2 separate regions of the Homo sapiens genome follow, and region 1 is linked to region 2. A link is an interaction called in ENCODE POLR2A ChIA-PET data of the cell type or tissue named here. Cell type or tissue: B cell. All regions are shown on one strand. Links, peaks and the distances in the headings refer to the core of each region. The heading gives the core; the rest is flanking DNA. Region 1 overlaps KLHDC1 (kelch domain containing 1). Region 2 overlaps CDKL1 (cyclin dependent kinase like 1).

The links. Peaks named below come from ENCODE experiments on the same cell type or tissue, not always from the same donor. Only the 100,000 strongest peaks of a DNase experiment are listed, where the experiment ranks them.
Region 1: POLR2A ChIA-PET joins it to region 2 with 8 read pairs; 2 of 35 experiments call an interaction of 5 or more read pairs at or near these places.

What each region holds. Positions count from the first base shown.
Region 1 is chr14:49,720,488-49,725,487 of GRCh38, reverse strand. It overlaps KLHDC1 (kelch domain containing 1), which reads right to left. Exons shown (of 13, transcript NM_172193.3): 5 at 1,536-1,614. Among named protein-coding and RNA genes, the nearest start is that of KLHDC1, 30 kb to the right of the region's middle. In B cell, for the core only: no CTCF peak of the experiment used is centred there; no DNase peak of the experiment used is centred there.
Region 2 is chr14:50,331,529-50,341,920 of GRCh38, reverse strand. It overlaps CDKL1 (cyclin dependent kinase like 1), which reads left to right. Exons shown (of 10, transcript NM_004196.7): 6 at 689-889; 7 at 2,892-2,974; 8 at 7,300-7,356; 9 at 9,489-9,659. Among named protein-coding and RNA genes, the nearest start is that of DMAC2L, 24 kb to the right of the region's middle. RefSeq lists an enhancer at 5,757-6,378. In B cell, for the core only: no CTCF peak of the experiment used is centred there; no DNase peak of the experiment used is centred there; H3K27ac peaks cover 1,403 bases.

The DNA of each region.
Region 1 (5,000 bases), core at 1-5,000, 610 kb after region 2:
CTTTTCTTCTCATAGTATTGTTTGCAGTGAATCATAATTTTACTTGTTGACAATCTTTCAATTTTCTCTAAGGATTATCTTTTTTAAAATTGCAGAGGGTGGAATGATGTTTACATTTTAAAATCTGTTTCCCTAAAGTACATGCTCAGAACTCCTCATTTTTGCTGTAATAAACTTTAGGGGGTGGGTCATGGTTCCTGTTCCCAAAAACTTCCAATCACTTCTACTTCACCAAGCAATTTGTTCTTACAGATTAAACTTATGACCACTCTCTTCTTTATCTCCTAAGATATAAAATTCTTTGTCAGCAAAGAAAAGACTTAGCAGCTATACCATATTTAGCATCTCCCAGGGTGCTGAAATCCTCTATCACTACTCTAGATGATCTCTGTGCCAGTTTTATATTGTGTGTCAGAAAGACATCATTTATTTTTGTCAGGCCTTGTCAAGCAAGTAAAATAAGCTAAACAATTTACTTAGTTTAGAATCTATTTTTAAATTTTATTTAAATTGAAACAGGGTCTCGCCATGTTACCCAGGCTGGTCTCAAACTCCTTGGTACAAGTGATCCTTCTGCCTCAGCCTCCCTAGTAGCTGGGATTATAGAAATGTGCCACCACACCCAGCTCATTTAGAGTCTAAATGAAAAAAAAAAAAAAATACCATTTGTGTTCCAGAAACTTCAGGACATGATAATTAGCTTAGTAACTGTATTGTAGGAGAAAAAAATTGAGTTATTTCACTGATGAATAAAAATAACTAGATATAAATAGAAGTTATATTCCTGAAAATTCTCAGCAATACTTTAAGTAGCAAAGCTTTAATGATATGTCATTTTTAAAACTCAAAAACAACATAGAAACATGGGGAATTTTCAATAATACCCATATACAAAGCAATATACATGAAATGTGTGTGTGTGTATATATATATATACACATATATATGTATTTACACTAATGTAGAATAATATACGCTAGTAGAAGGTAAAACTAATAAGACTGCATCTTGGTGGTAGGATCAATGGTTTTTTAAATTATCTGTTTAAAAATTTCATTTTTGTAATTCATGACTTCTTTCATTAATAATGATTTATTGTCTAATCAGTAAGAATAAGTAGAAAAATTAGTATCACTACCAACTGACTCTTATCTAGAGGCCAGTCTGACCTATGAATAATTCTAGTGGACATATCTAAAAAGAGGTGTATGTCAACAATAGCTTTTGCGGTTAAATATGAACATAATTTTTCCAAGTTGTGCTAAAGCCTCTACCTGTCTAACAGAAGCAGGTATCTGTGATTAACGATATAAGAAAAGAAATTACTCTGCCAATAGCCATGAAGGCTAATACCACTAGAGAGATACCTTTTGCCAAATGGATCCAAATGTTAAAGAGAGAAAACACATTTTTTTCATAGCGTCAATTACGACAAATTGGTAGCTCCAAAAATGAGAAAGACTAGACTCATTATTTCTAAGATGTTAAGGCTATACTGACTTGGAGGAAAATGTAAACAGTGATTACTATCTTACCCAAGATGCATCATGAACATCAAAACAGTCTTGGAGTTCACTGTGTCTCCTACACCCATAACCACCAAAATATATTAGTCTGAAAAACAAATACGAAATGACACACTTTAGGAATTCTGTTTCCAGTTTGTTCATAGAAAGCTGAAAAAGATCCTCTCACCTTAACAACCCAAACACAAAATCACAGTTTAAAAAGAATAAAGAGCTGAGGGAACAAAGAGACCTAAATAAACCAATTCCAGAAAGTGATGAGCTCTCAATGGGAAAGAAGAGACCCATAGCTGCTTTCATCCCTTGTGTAACAGCAAGAGGAAGAATCCAGCACATACAGGGCTTGTAAGAAGAAACTACCCAAATTTTTAACAGCTACATTTATATTGGCATGGCAAATTAGATTTTTTTTAATTTATTTTTTGAGACATGGTTTCCCTCTGTCACCCAGGCTGGAGTGCAGTGGCATGAACATGATCTCAGCTCACTGCAACCTCCACCTCCCGGGCTCAAGCAGTCCTCCTGCCTCAGACCTCTGAGTAGCTGTGACTACAGGTGCGTGCCACCATGCCTGGCTAATTTTTGTATTTTTGTAGAGATGGGGTTTCACCATATTGCCCAAGCTGGTCTTGAACTCTTGGGGTCAAGTTATCCTCCTATCCTGGCCTCCCAAAGTGCTGGGATTACAGGCGCGATATGGTTTGGCTGTGTCCCTACCCAAATTTCATCTTGAATTCCCATGTGCTGTGGGAGGGACCCAATGGGAGGTAATTGAATCATGAGGACAGGTCTTTCCCTGACCTCATGATAGTGATTAAGTGTCATGAGATCTCATGGTTTTCTCTTCTTTTTTTTTTTTTTTTTTTTTTTTTTTGAGACAGAGTCTCACTCTTGTTGCCCAGGCTGGAGTGCAGTGGCGTGATCTCTGCTCAAGGCAACCTCCGCCTCCCGGGTTCGAGTGAATCTCCTGCCTCAGCCTCCTGCGTAGCTGGGATTACAGGCGCCTGCCACCACGCCTGGCTAATTTTTGTATTCTTAGTAGAGACAGGGTTTCACCATGTTGGCCAGGCTGGTCTTGAACTCCTGACCTCAAGTGATCTGCCCACCTCGGCCTCCCAAAGTGCTGGGATTACAGGCGTGAGCCACTGCACCCGCTGATATGATGGTTTTCAAAAGGGGAGCTTCCCTCCACAAGCTCTCTTCTCTTATCTGTTGCCATGTGAGACTTGCTTTTCACTTTCTGCCATAATTGTGAGGCCTCCCCAGCCACATGGAACTGTAAGTCCAATAAACCTCTTTCTCTTGTAAATTGCCCAGTCTTTGGTATGTCATTATCAGCAGTGTGAAAAAGGCGTAATACAAGGCTTGAGCCATGGCGCCTGGCCCCAAATTAGCATCTTTAGAAACCCAGCCTCAAAGACTTGGAATCAACCCAAATGTCCATCAATGATAGACTGAATTAAGAAAATGTGGCACATACACACCATGGAATACTATGCAGCCATAAAAAAGGATGAGTTCATGTCCTTTGTAGGGACATGGATGAAGCTGGAAACCATCCTTCTCAGCAAACTATCACAGGGACAAAAAACCAAACACCGCATGTTCTCACTCATAGGTGGGAACTGAACAATGAGAACACTTGGACACAGGAAGGGGAATATCACACACCGGGGCCTGTCATGGGGTCGGGGATAGCCTTAGGAGATATACCTAATGTAAATGATGTGTTAATGGGTGCAGCATACCAACATGGCACATGTATACATATGTAACAAACCTGCACGTTGTGCACACGTACCCTAGAACTTAAAGTATAATAATAACAACAAAAAAAAGGAAACCCAGCCATAGACGGAATTTAACCTACTCCTTAACTCTTTCGCATAATCTTCAGGGAGGGATCAGGGTCAGTCACCAACAGCTGGAGGCAGAGGAGAGCTGAGAAAATCCCCTTTAGGCAATCTGAGCTTTGGACTACTAAAGTTTGTGATGCAAACAGGAGATCTGAAAGAAACACCTCAGGGGCATGCCAAATATTTACACCCTATAGAGTACCTGCCCTCCAAAGGCCAGGGGAGGAGATGCAAGGCTGAAAGAGGTCTTCCAGGGTGCAGAAAGCATAAAGTGGGATCAGAGAGCAAAGAGAACTCCCTCGTGGCCAATGACCTACCAACTGGACTATAAAACATGGAGAGATCTCCCACAGTTCTGAGAGGTAGGAACGCAGCTGTGAAGCACAGCTGCAAATCTCTAGAAAATCTCAGTGTCCAAATAGGGGGCCCTAGTAAAGGAAAAGTACTGTCCCAAAACATTTGAAGCCAGAGGTAAAACTCAATCAAACTAAAGCTACAACAAAGCCCAAATACAAATCACCTACGAATTAGACTGACTCAACTCTTACTCTAGCAACCTAAAAAAGAAGAAAGGGCATGTCACTTTCTGAAGATAAATATAATTTATTCCAATCTTTACTGTTCTTTCAGACAGAAGATCTGGCATATAATTTAAAAACTACAGGGAGGCTGAGGCAGGCGGATTGCTTGAGGGCAGGAGTTTGAGATCAGCCTGGGCAACATAAGGAGACCTGTCTCCACAAGAAATAAAATTTAAAAAAAAAGGAAAGAAAGGTGTGGCGGTGCATACCTGTAGTCTCAGCTACTCAGGTGGCTGAGGTGGGAAGATTGCTTGAACTCAGAGTTCAAGGTTGTACTGAGTTATGATCACACCACTGCACTCCAGCCTGAGTGAGAGTGAGACCTTGTCTTAAAAAAATAAAAATTACAAAATACACAAAAGGCACAAAAAAGTGGCCCATGATGATGAGAGAAAAGACTTAATATAAACAGACTCAGAGGTGGTCTAGACAATGGAATTATCAGACAGGGCCTTTAAAAAAACTATGATGAGGATACTAATAGCAGAAAGATGTGGACAACATGCAGGAATAAATGGGTAATTTCAGCAAAGAGATAGAACCATAAAAAAGAACTAAATGGAAATGCTAAAAATAGAAAATAATATGTCAGAACTAAAGAATTCATTATATAGGTTAAACAGCAAACTTTAAAAAAAAATTTCCTTCCTGGAACTTGGTAATTAACAGCAAACTTGACACAGCAATGGAAAACATCAGTAAACTTGAAGACAAGTCAATAGATTCACAAAAAATATCCAAATTAAAACATAAAGAAAAGGAAAGAATGGGAAGAAAAGAAATAGGTAGCCAAAGCTTTGTGGAACAGTATCAAAATGGCCTAACATGCATGTAATGGGAGTCACAGAAGGGGAGACAAAGAAAGATGGAGAAGAAATATTTGATAATATAATTACTGAGAAACTGATGGAAGCTATCAACCTACAAACCCAAGAAGCTCAGCACACTCCAAGTAAGATAAATACAAAGGAACTACACACCAATGCATATTTAATCAAATTATTTAAGGGCAAAAATATAGAACAGATAAAGAAAAA
Region 2 (10,392 bases), core at 5,035-10,034:
TAGTTATTAAAAAGTATCTTACCTCCCTGATTTCTACCATTTCTTGCTAAAATACTTTTCAGAAGTGCTACTTTAGAATAGTGGCTTTCAACCTTGGAGGCAGATTAGAATCACCTGGGGAACTTTTTTTTTTTTTTTTTGAGACAGGGTCTCACTCTGTTGCCCAGGCTGGAGTGCAGTGGCACAGTCACAGCCCACCACAGTCTCGACCTCCCCAGTTCAGGTGATCCTCCCACCTCAGCCTCCTGAATTGCTGGGACTACAGGCATGAGCCACCACACCTGGCTAAGTTTTGTATTTTTTTTGTAGAGACGGGGTTTCACCACATTGCCCAGGCTGGTCTCGAACTCCTGGGCTGAAGCAAACCACCTACCTCGGCCTCCCAAAGTGCTGGGATTACAAGTGTGAGCCGCTGTGCCCAGGGAACTTTAAATTCTAAGCCAAATAACCCCCCCCCCCCCCCCAGACCCTCCCCAGGGATTCTGTTTTAATTGGACTGGAGTGTGGCTTGAGCATCAGTAATTTACAAAATATTTATTTAAGTGATTTGAATGTGCAACTAGAATTGAGAACCAGCGATATAGAAAGGCCACAAAATTGGGCACAGGCTTGACTTCTGAGATCTCCCCCTCAGTTTTGATTCCAGCCTTCCGCTGCTGTTTGTTTTCCATGTTCCATCACTGGCTAGCTGGACCGAGTGACTACTATACAGACTACGTGGCTACCAGGTGGTACCGCTCCCCTGAGCTGCTGGTGGGGGACACGCAGTACGGCCCCCCGGTGGATGTTTGGGCAATTGGCTGTGTCTTTGCTGAGCTGCTGTCAGGAGTGCCTCTGTGGCCAGGAAAATCGGATGTGGATCAGCTGTATCTGATTAGGAAGACCTTGGGTAAGTGGTGTTTTTGTCCCACCTTTTGGAAAACTGGATATTTCCCCAGGTTGGGGCAGGGCAGAGCCAAGTTCTCAGTCTCACCTAATGCCCTTTAAGGCATTAGTTAGGAAAGAGGAAAACTCGAAGCCTCATTTAAATGACTCCATTAAAGGTGGCCATATTTGTTTTAATTAAAATAGTTAACAATTATTGAGTACTTACTCATTGTCCAAAAACAACCCAAGATTCTTGAGCAGTTTGGATCAAGTTAAAACATTAATAATGACAATAACAACAATAAAAACTCACATTTCTGTAAGGGCTTAGCAGTTTACAGAATGCTTTCATGGTTTACCTTGTTTATGACGATGGGGTAATCCATTTGGATGTCCTTAATCCCAGCCTGCCTGACTAGTTTGGATTATTCAGACTCTATGGAGAATGATTCCCAACCTTCTAAGTGTCAGGAGGAAAGCTAGTTGTAATGTCACTCAGTCCGTCTTGCTTTCCCACCCCAGTGCCCTTTCCTTTCTCTCTACCCTTGGAGGCGGAGGGGAAGGGCAGGGGAGAAGGGAGGGAAGATGAGAAAAAAAAACCCATCAGTAGTGATTGCCCTCTTCCAAAGTCAGGGAGTTTAGACACTACTCGCCTGAGTATCGCAGTTTAAGGTAAACTTTTCCTCCTCTAAACTCTTGTAGGAACTGCCATCGCCATGCCTTCCCTTGTAATCTTATCTTCCCAAAGATACTGTAAACTTCCTGATGGTGAGACCACGTCTTATATTTCTACTTACCCTCCACCAGTGTCTGCACATTGTAGGCAATAAATGTTTGCTGATAGCTTGACTTTGTTGGGTGACATGGAAGGCGCTTTGTAGGCCTTCCAGGGGCACTCAGCCTTTCTTGGCTGTGTTTCCTCTAGTGATTTTAGGACAGCCTCCCCATGTCACCCCTCTGGCACTGGAGGAAGAAGGTTATTAAGGTGCAAGGAATTGTGCTCATGATGCTGCTCACTGAGATCTGGGACAAGGCATTGAGGGTATATCTTGGTTGCTCACCCAAAATGAGGCGAGGCAGCAGTTTTTGCATTTGAGTGAGAGGTAAATTTCTAGGATGCATCAGTAATAATTTGATACCCTGGAGTAGGAACTCCCACAGTGCTCTGGGAAATGGGCCTGGTTGTGCCCCAGGAGAACACCTTTGAGTATCTCCCTATATTCTCTGAACAAAATCCCTCTTCAAGTGTAATATAGAATTTTACATAAAGGGGATTTTAGCTGATGTGATGGAAATGTGGGCAGGAGGAGCTTCCTAGAGTCCCCTAAAATATAGAAATACTCTTCTTGTTTCATTATGTCACATTGTAAGTGCTTCTAAACAGTAGATGAAATGGGATTTCCATGTGATTGCTAACTGGTGAAATAAGAAAAGATGGTCCCAATGTGGAAATGTATTCCTTCTAGCTAGAAAATCCGTGATTTCTTCCTTCCTTCCCTTCCCCTCCCCTCCCCTCCCTCCCTCCCTCTCTTCCTCCCTCCCTCTCTTCCTTCTTCAAATATTTATTGAGTGCTTGCTCTATGTTAGACACTGTTATAAGTGCTAGGGCAATAAAATTTTATCTTCACCTATCAGGATTCAGTTAATATGATTTTGATTTGTGGTTGTTGCCGTTTTGCTGTTTTTTAAAAGGCATTATTTTATTTGTGTGCATGTGCTTCTGAGTTGTTTGGTTTGGGTTCCTTCAGTACACTGTAGGCTCTGAGAACAAGAACCTGAGAGCAAGAAGCTTGTAGCCCTCAGTTTCTGTTGCTTGCCTCCTCTGTGCCTAACACAGTGTGCTGTCCACCGTAGGGATCAATACAGGTTGCTGTGGGTTGCCTGAATGCCTCTCCTTCTGATTGCCCAAGAACACTGCAGTGTCCATGCATATGGGCACAGACAAACACAGCATTGATGGAAGAAAACCATAGATCAGTGTTTGCTAACCAATTTCACTTACCTTTTTCTTTTCTTGTCCAAAGGGGATCTCATTCCTAGGCACCAGCAAGTGTTTAGCACGAATCAGTACTTCAGTGGAGTGAAAATTCCAGACCCTGAAGATATGGTGAGTTACCCATTTTGGAGAGAGCTCTGTAGGCCAGGCTAGCTAGGCTTTGGTTGTTATTCACCTCCTGAGCCCCATGGCTCACCCTGCATTGGAGGTCAGTCTAACAGAGAAAAAGAAAATTGGAGCAAATTGGCTAGCGAGACTTTAGCCTTACTGCTCATTTAGAGGCTGCTGATAACAGAGTCTAGCCAGCCTGTTGCATAGGAAGGCAGCGCTGCCTGCCTGCTGGAGCCACACCTGTCCTTTATCATTTCTTAGCAGTTGAACCTAGGTAGCTTAGAGCCAACCAACTTTTAGACCTAGACCTATCAAGGTAAAGTTAACTAGTTTTTCCCCAGCATTGTCCAAATTCCCTACTCTACTATGCCCATGGTCTCCAGACCATGGGAAAAATCATAATGAACTTCCTTGGGCTGGGTGCAATGGTTCACGCTATAATCCTGGTACTTTGGGGAGGCCGAGATGGGCAGGAGACCTCACCTGAGGTCAGGAGTTCCAGACCAGCCTGGCCAACATGATGAAACACTGTCTCTACTAAAATTACAAAAATTAGCCAGGCATGGTGGCACATGACTGTAATCCCAGCTACTCAGGAGGCTGAGGCAGGAGAATTGCTTGAGCCCAGGAGGTGGAGGTTGCAGTGAGCCGATATTGCACCACACCACTGTACTCCAGCCTGGGTGGGCGACAGAGCAAGACTCTTTCCAAAATAAATAAATAAATAAAAACTTCCTTAGCCAGCCTTACTCTGGTGCTTACCCTCTATTATGGCCAACCCAAATGGGGGAAGCCCATTTTTTAAAAGCAGAAAAATTTGAAATGTTTATACCCCTAATCCACTTCCAACAATTTATTCCTGTGAAACCATAATCCAAGAGCATAAAGATGTGGCATTATTTAATAGAAATTATTTCCTTTAGTATTCCATCAGTAGGGGATTATGTATGGTACATCCTTACAATAGAAATACCTCATCAGGCCAGGTGTGCTCATGCCTGTAATCCCAGCATTTTGGGAGGCTGAGGCAGGTGGATCAGGGGCTCGAGACCAGCACGGGCAACAAGACAAAACTCTGTCTCTACTAAAATACAAAAAGTTGGCCTAGCATGGTGGCACGCACCTGTAGTCACAGCTACTCAGGAGGCTGAGGTGAGAGGATCACCTGAGCTTAGGAAGTTGAGGCCGCAGTGACCTGAGATCGCTGCACTCTAGCCTGGGCGACAGGAGTAAGACCCTGTCTCCGAACCAAAAAAAAAAAAAAAGAAAGAAAAAAAAGAAATACCATACAGAGCCAGGTGCGGTGGCCCACACCTATAATTCTAGCAACTCAGGAGACAACTGAGGTGAAATATTGCTTGAGCACAGGAGGTCTAGACCAGCCTGGGCAACATAGCAAGACCCTGTCTCTACAAAATATTTTTAAAACTAACTGGGGTTGGAGACACATGCCTATAGCTCCAGCTACTTGGGAGGCTGAGGCAGGAGAATCACTTGAGCCCAGGAGTTTGAGGTTACAGTAAACTATGATCATGCCACTGCATTCCAACCTGGGTGACAGAGCAAAACTCTGTCTCTAAAAATAAGAAATACCATGTAGTTAAAAAAAAAAAAAAAAGACGGTTATAAAACAGTGTAGGCTGGGCATGGTGGCTCACGCCTGTAATCCCAGCACTTTGGGAGGCCGAGGCAGGTGGATCGCTTGAGCCCAGGAGTTCGAGACCAGCCTAGGCAACATGATGAAACCCTGTCTCTACTAAAAATACAAAAATTAGCCAGGCACGGTGGCACACACCTGTAGTCCCAGCTACTTGGGAGGCTGAGGTGGGAAGACGGCTTGACCTTGGGAGGTGGAGGTTGCAGTGAGCCGAGATCACGTCAGTACACTCCAGCCTGGGCAACAGGGCCAGATTCCGTCTCAAAACAAAAACAAAAACAAAACAAACAAAAAAACCAGTATGTATAATTTGACAAAGTTTTAATAAAAATGTAATATGCACACAATGCATATATACATATATTTACATATATAAATACAAAATAATGTGACAACATCTGGGAAATCACAAAGCTTTTTTTTTTTACATTTGTGAAATAAATGGCTGCAAGGATATATATCAAAATACTAAGAGTGGATATCTCTTTTGGGTGGGATTTTGGGGTAACTTTATGATTTTTTATATTTTTGAATGTCTTCTAATGAGCCTGTATTGTAATCAAAAACATTTCAGAGCATAATTAAGGTCTGTGAAATCTTGAGTTTCTACTGAGGAAGGTATCTTAAAAATGAAACTAACCCTCCAGTTTCTCACTAAACCCTTCAGTTTTCAGATGGAAGTTCTGTCTCTACCACTTGTGTTTTGTTTGTTCCCTAACCTCTTGGCTTGTCCCACAATGAAGGTTTCTGCTTCTCCACTGCCTCTTCCTCCTGTAGCACTAGCATTCAAAGTGGGTCTTGCTGGGACGGAGGGGCAGGAATGACACCTGACATATGGGAGGTGACCCATCTGGCTTCCTTGTGATCTGGACATTCCCAGTTGTGCACTAAATATCCCTAGTGATTTCCTGTTCACTTGTCTGTTGGTGAAGCCTCAGAAATAACCCAGGTTTCATAAATGTAAGAAGCTTCCCATGGCTTCCCAGAGATTGTCCTGCAGATTTCCTGTTGACAGAAACACAGGAAGAGGCAGTGCGGGGGCTGCACTGGTTGAACATCTGTGCCCCAGTCCCTCTGCCTGTCAGTAACCCTGACAGAGGGAGGCCTGCTTGCTTCTGGGGCTGTGAAACGCTCACAGATGGGCTCCAGCGTATCACAGGCAACCAGTTGGCCTCATCCAGACATTGTTGCTGAGACAGCAGAGCTCGATGATATAGCAATGGCACGTCAAACCCCAGTGATGCTCAGATTCAACCGACAGAAAGAACAAGAGAAATATTTAAGCTATGGAGCATGAGTGGAAGTATGAGGGTGCAACAGGGGCTACTGTCAAGGGCTAATACAAACCTACTTTAGGATTTTTTTTTTCTCCTGTTGACATAGGGAACTCTGAAACAGAGGCTCTTCTCTCCTACTCTTATCAATGATTAGTATGTGTACAATCCAGAATTGGTTATTGGGAGCTGGTTGCCTGTCCAAAATAATACTGTACTGTGAAAGCTGGCCACAGCACCAGGACTGTTTGATTAGATGAGCCTGGCCAGTCACTCCAGTCGGCAGCTCACACACTGCCACTTTTATACACACAATGCACTGCAGTCACTTATTTTGCTCAGCTTGGCTGGCTCTTATTTTCTCAGCCTCTCTGCTCAATTAGCCTTTGTCAGTGGTATGTCTCTTTAACTGGCCTGTTTGTCTGCCTGACATTCGGCATTCCTCCCATTTATAGTGTTATTCCTGATTGTCTCCAGCACGTGACTGGCGCAAAATCGCCTTATACGGCCAAAAGGAGATTGACGAATGCCCCACAGGAGACTGTTTAAACAGCAGGCTGAGAAGGGAAGCAGCAGGCCCTAGTGGGAGGAGACAACAGTGTTTATTCCAGAAAATCAAGAAGCATCTGTTCACCTGGGTAGGGGAAAAACATCTATTTTGCAGCTCCCTTTATATAATTAGAATTAGAGCTGCCTTTTTTTTTTTTTTTTTTTTTTTTTGAGACAGGGTCTTGCTCTGTCGCCCATGCTGGAGTGCAGTGGCACATTTATGGCTTACTGCAGCCTCAATCTCCCAAACCCACGCCATCCTCCCGCCTTAGCCTCCCAAGTAGCTAGTACTAGAGGCGCACACCACCACCCCCAGCTAGTTTTTTGGTATTTTTTTTAGAGAGACAGACAGGGTTTCATCATGTTGCCCAGGCTGGTCTCAAATTCCTGGGCTCAAGCCATCAGACTTGGCCTGAGTGGATTATAGGCATGAGCCACCGCACCCAGCCAGCTACCTTTTTATAAATCACACTATAAATGCCAAAAATTATTCTCAGGAAAGGCAAGTTATATAACTTGAGCCCCCCCACCCCCTCAAAAAAAAAACTGCTCAGAAAAGTTTTTTTTCATTAGTATTTTTATTTATAATTTGCTATCTCCATTGGTATCAGAGCAGGAAGTTAAGGGAGTAGTTACGAAGCAAATTTGGAAAAGCGATTTGGAGGTGGGGAGAGAAAGCTTGTGAAAAAGGCAAAGGGAGACTGTTTTGGGCAGGAGGTTGGGTGGGCAAAGGGTGGAGGACGTGAGGAAGGTGCCAGGAAAATGTTTCTATCAAAAGATTTAATTTGAGGTAACCTTAATTTGAATACATGCTGTAAATTAAAAACCTCTTTTCTTTTCAACAGGAACCACTTGAATTAAAATTCCCAAACATCTCTTATCCTGCCCTGGGGCTCCTAAAGGTAAAAATCATGGCTTCCAACAGACCAGGAAGCACACAGCAGTTGTCATCACTGGGGAATCTGAATTACTTATGTCAATCCATGCAATGAAAAGTGTTCCTTTTAGAATTCTTCTCCTGGCTGGGCAGTGGCTCACACCTGTAATCCTAGCACTTTGGGAGGCCAAGGCAGGCAGATCACCTGAGGTCAGTTCAAAACCAGCCTGGTCAACATGGTGAAACCGTCTCTACTAAAAATAAAAAAAATTAGGCGTGGTGGCGCTCGCCTGTAATCCCGACTACTCAGGAGGGTGAGGCGGGAGAATTGCTTGAGCCTGGGAGGCGGAGGTTGCAGTGAGTTGAGATTGCACGACTGCACTCCAGCTTGGGTGACAGAGTAAGACTCCGTCTCAAAAAAAAAAAAAATTCTCCTTGGAAAAGTATATTTTCAATTTTTTTAAATGGATCACATCCTATTAAGAAAACATTTGCAAGTATTTTCCACTTTAAATAAACCTAACATTATATTTGAAGTCTAAATTTACACAAAACAGAAATTTCAGGGGGGTGGTGATTGTTTTACAAAGGGAACTTTTTCTTCAGAAAATCCTTAGCTGCAGGATCCTTTTAAATAGCTAACTCCCTGGTACATTTGAAGTACATTTAAAAACTTGATATATATATTTATATATATATATATTTAGAAATATAGCTCTTATGTAAAATGAGGTATGGTATCAACTAAAATGTTTGCAAGTTACAGTCAATGTCCCACATGGTTTAAAAATTATTTATTTACTGATGTATTAAATAATGAGTTAATATAAATGATAATGTAACTGTTACCTGAAAGGGGTCCCAATCCGGACCCCAAAGGAAGGTTCTTGGACCTCATGCAAGAAAGAATTCAGGGCGTGTCCACACAGTAAAGTGGAAGCAAATTTATTAACAAAGTAAAGGAATAAAAGAATGGCTACTCTATAGGCAGCAGTGCTGTGGGCTGCTCAACTGAGTATACTTACAGTTATTTCTTGATTATATGCTAAACAAGGGGTGGTTTATGAGTTTTCCAGGAGAGGGCAGGGATTTTCTGGAACTGAGGGTTCCTCCCCTTTTTAGACTATTTAGGGTAACTTCTGGGCATTGCTATGGGTATTTGTAGACTGTCATGGTGCTGGTGAAAGTGTCTTTTAGCATGCTAACACATTATAATTAGTGTACAACGAGGAGTGAGGACAACCAGACATCACTTTCATCACCATCTTGGTTTTGGCCGGCTTCTTTACTGCATCCTGTTTTATCATCAGGTCATTGTGACCTATATTTTGTGCCGACCTGCTATCTCATCCTGTGAGTAACAATGCCAAACCTCCTGGGAATGCAGCCCAGTAGGTCTCAGCCTTATTTTACCCAGCCCCTATTCAAGATGGTGTTGCTGTGGTTTCAACACCTCTGACATAACCAACAAAAACTGAGTCAATTCCTTGGAGTATGTAGTTGTGAAATTTAATCTAATCTATCCAAGAATGAGCTCCATGGCCTACTTAGTTGCAACAAAAATAGTTAAGAATGATGTAATATAAAGGCATGTACGTTATGCCTCTCCTTATATACATGATCATATATACTTATAATGCATCAACTATTTCTGGAGGGATACACCAAAAAAAAAAAAAAAAAAAAGTAGCTGATTTTAGAAGGGTGAAGGGAACACCTACAGTGGTGGAGACTTTGCTGTATGCTGTATTAACTGTATTTGTTATCATGTGTAAATATCATTTTTAAAATAAAAACACTAGTTTTTACAAAGTACATGCAAGGGACCAAACTGGCTAAATGGATTACCCCATTTGGCCACTGAGGTAAACTCTAAAATTATATCTTACTCTCCCAGGGCAGAGTACCAATTGCTTCAAGAACAGAATAAGGTGGAGAAAATGATTTTTCATTACTACTTCTAGAAACTATTTATTTAATATGTGAGTGCCATTTAGGAATGACTGGAAGGAACTAAAATCATGACTGGTGTGTTTTCCTGCCTTTTCCCCCTTCTTATTGCAACTGAAGTTTCATCTTTCAAAGAAGAAAAAAATGACATTAATAAGTTAATACAATTTTGAAGAAGTAAGAAGAAGGAATTTTCTGTTCTTTTAGGGCTGTCTCCACATGGACCCTACTCAAAGGCTGACATGTGAACAGCTGTTGCATCACCCATATTTTGAAAACATCAGAGAAATAGAGGATTTGGCAAAAGAACACAACAAACCAACAAGGAAGACCCTAAGAAAGAGCCGAAAGCACCACTGCTTTACAGAAACATCCAAGGTTATAATTTGAAATGATCTCCTACCTGCCACCTGGTACAGAGAGTTGGAATCTAGACTTGAGGATGGCAGTTGTGGCTTTCAGCTCCAGCATCCTCATTCCAGCACTAGGAGACAGGTCATAGGATCTATCAACCAGGGCCCCAGGGACATCTGTCTCCTGAAGCCCCCTCTCCCTGAATCCTAAAGGTGCCCTTGTCCTGCTGCTTCCTGATGCCACACAGGGGCCAGGGTTTCCAGCCTGCATGAGCACAGGTCTCAACAAGGTACATGAGTATGAGTCCAGCTAAGGAGACTTTTTGGGCTTTGGAAAATGAAATCAGATTTTCCCCATGCAGTTCTGTGTCATCATGTACACTTTTAGTATTAAAACTAACACTCCAGGTTTGTCCAAAAAAGGAGCTGTTTTCCTCCCTGATCCTTTGTCAGAGTTGGCTAGGGCAAATACAGTGATGAGTGCTTTTGGTGGTATCAGCTGAATACATTTAACCAGAGAACAGCATCCAAACTGCACACTGGGAGACTGTGAAGAATCCTGATTGGTATAAAATGGCCTTACATTAAGCATCTTGTGATAAGCCAAAAGCTGTAATAATTTAGAATGAACTGTAGTTGGAACCACAACTGATCCTGGGTAACCTCAGGATCTACCTAGGTACTCCTTAAGCTATACATTATCTTGCCTTAGTCTTTCTCTTTGCAGCTTCCACTGCCCAGCATGCTGAATGGTACCA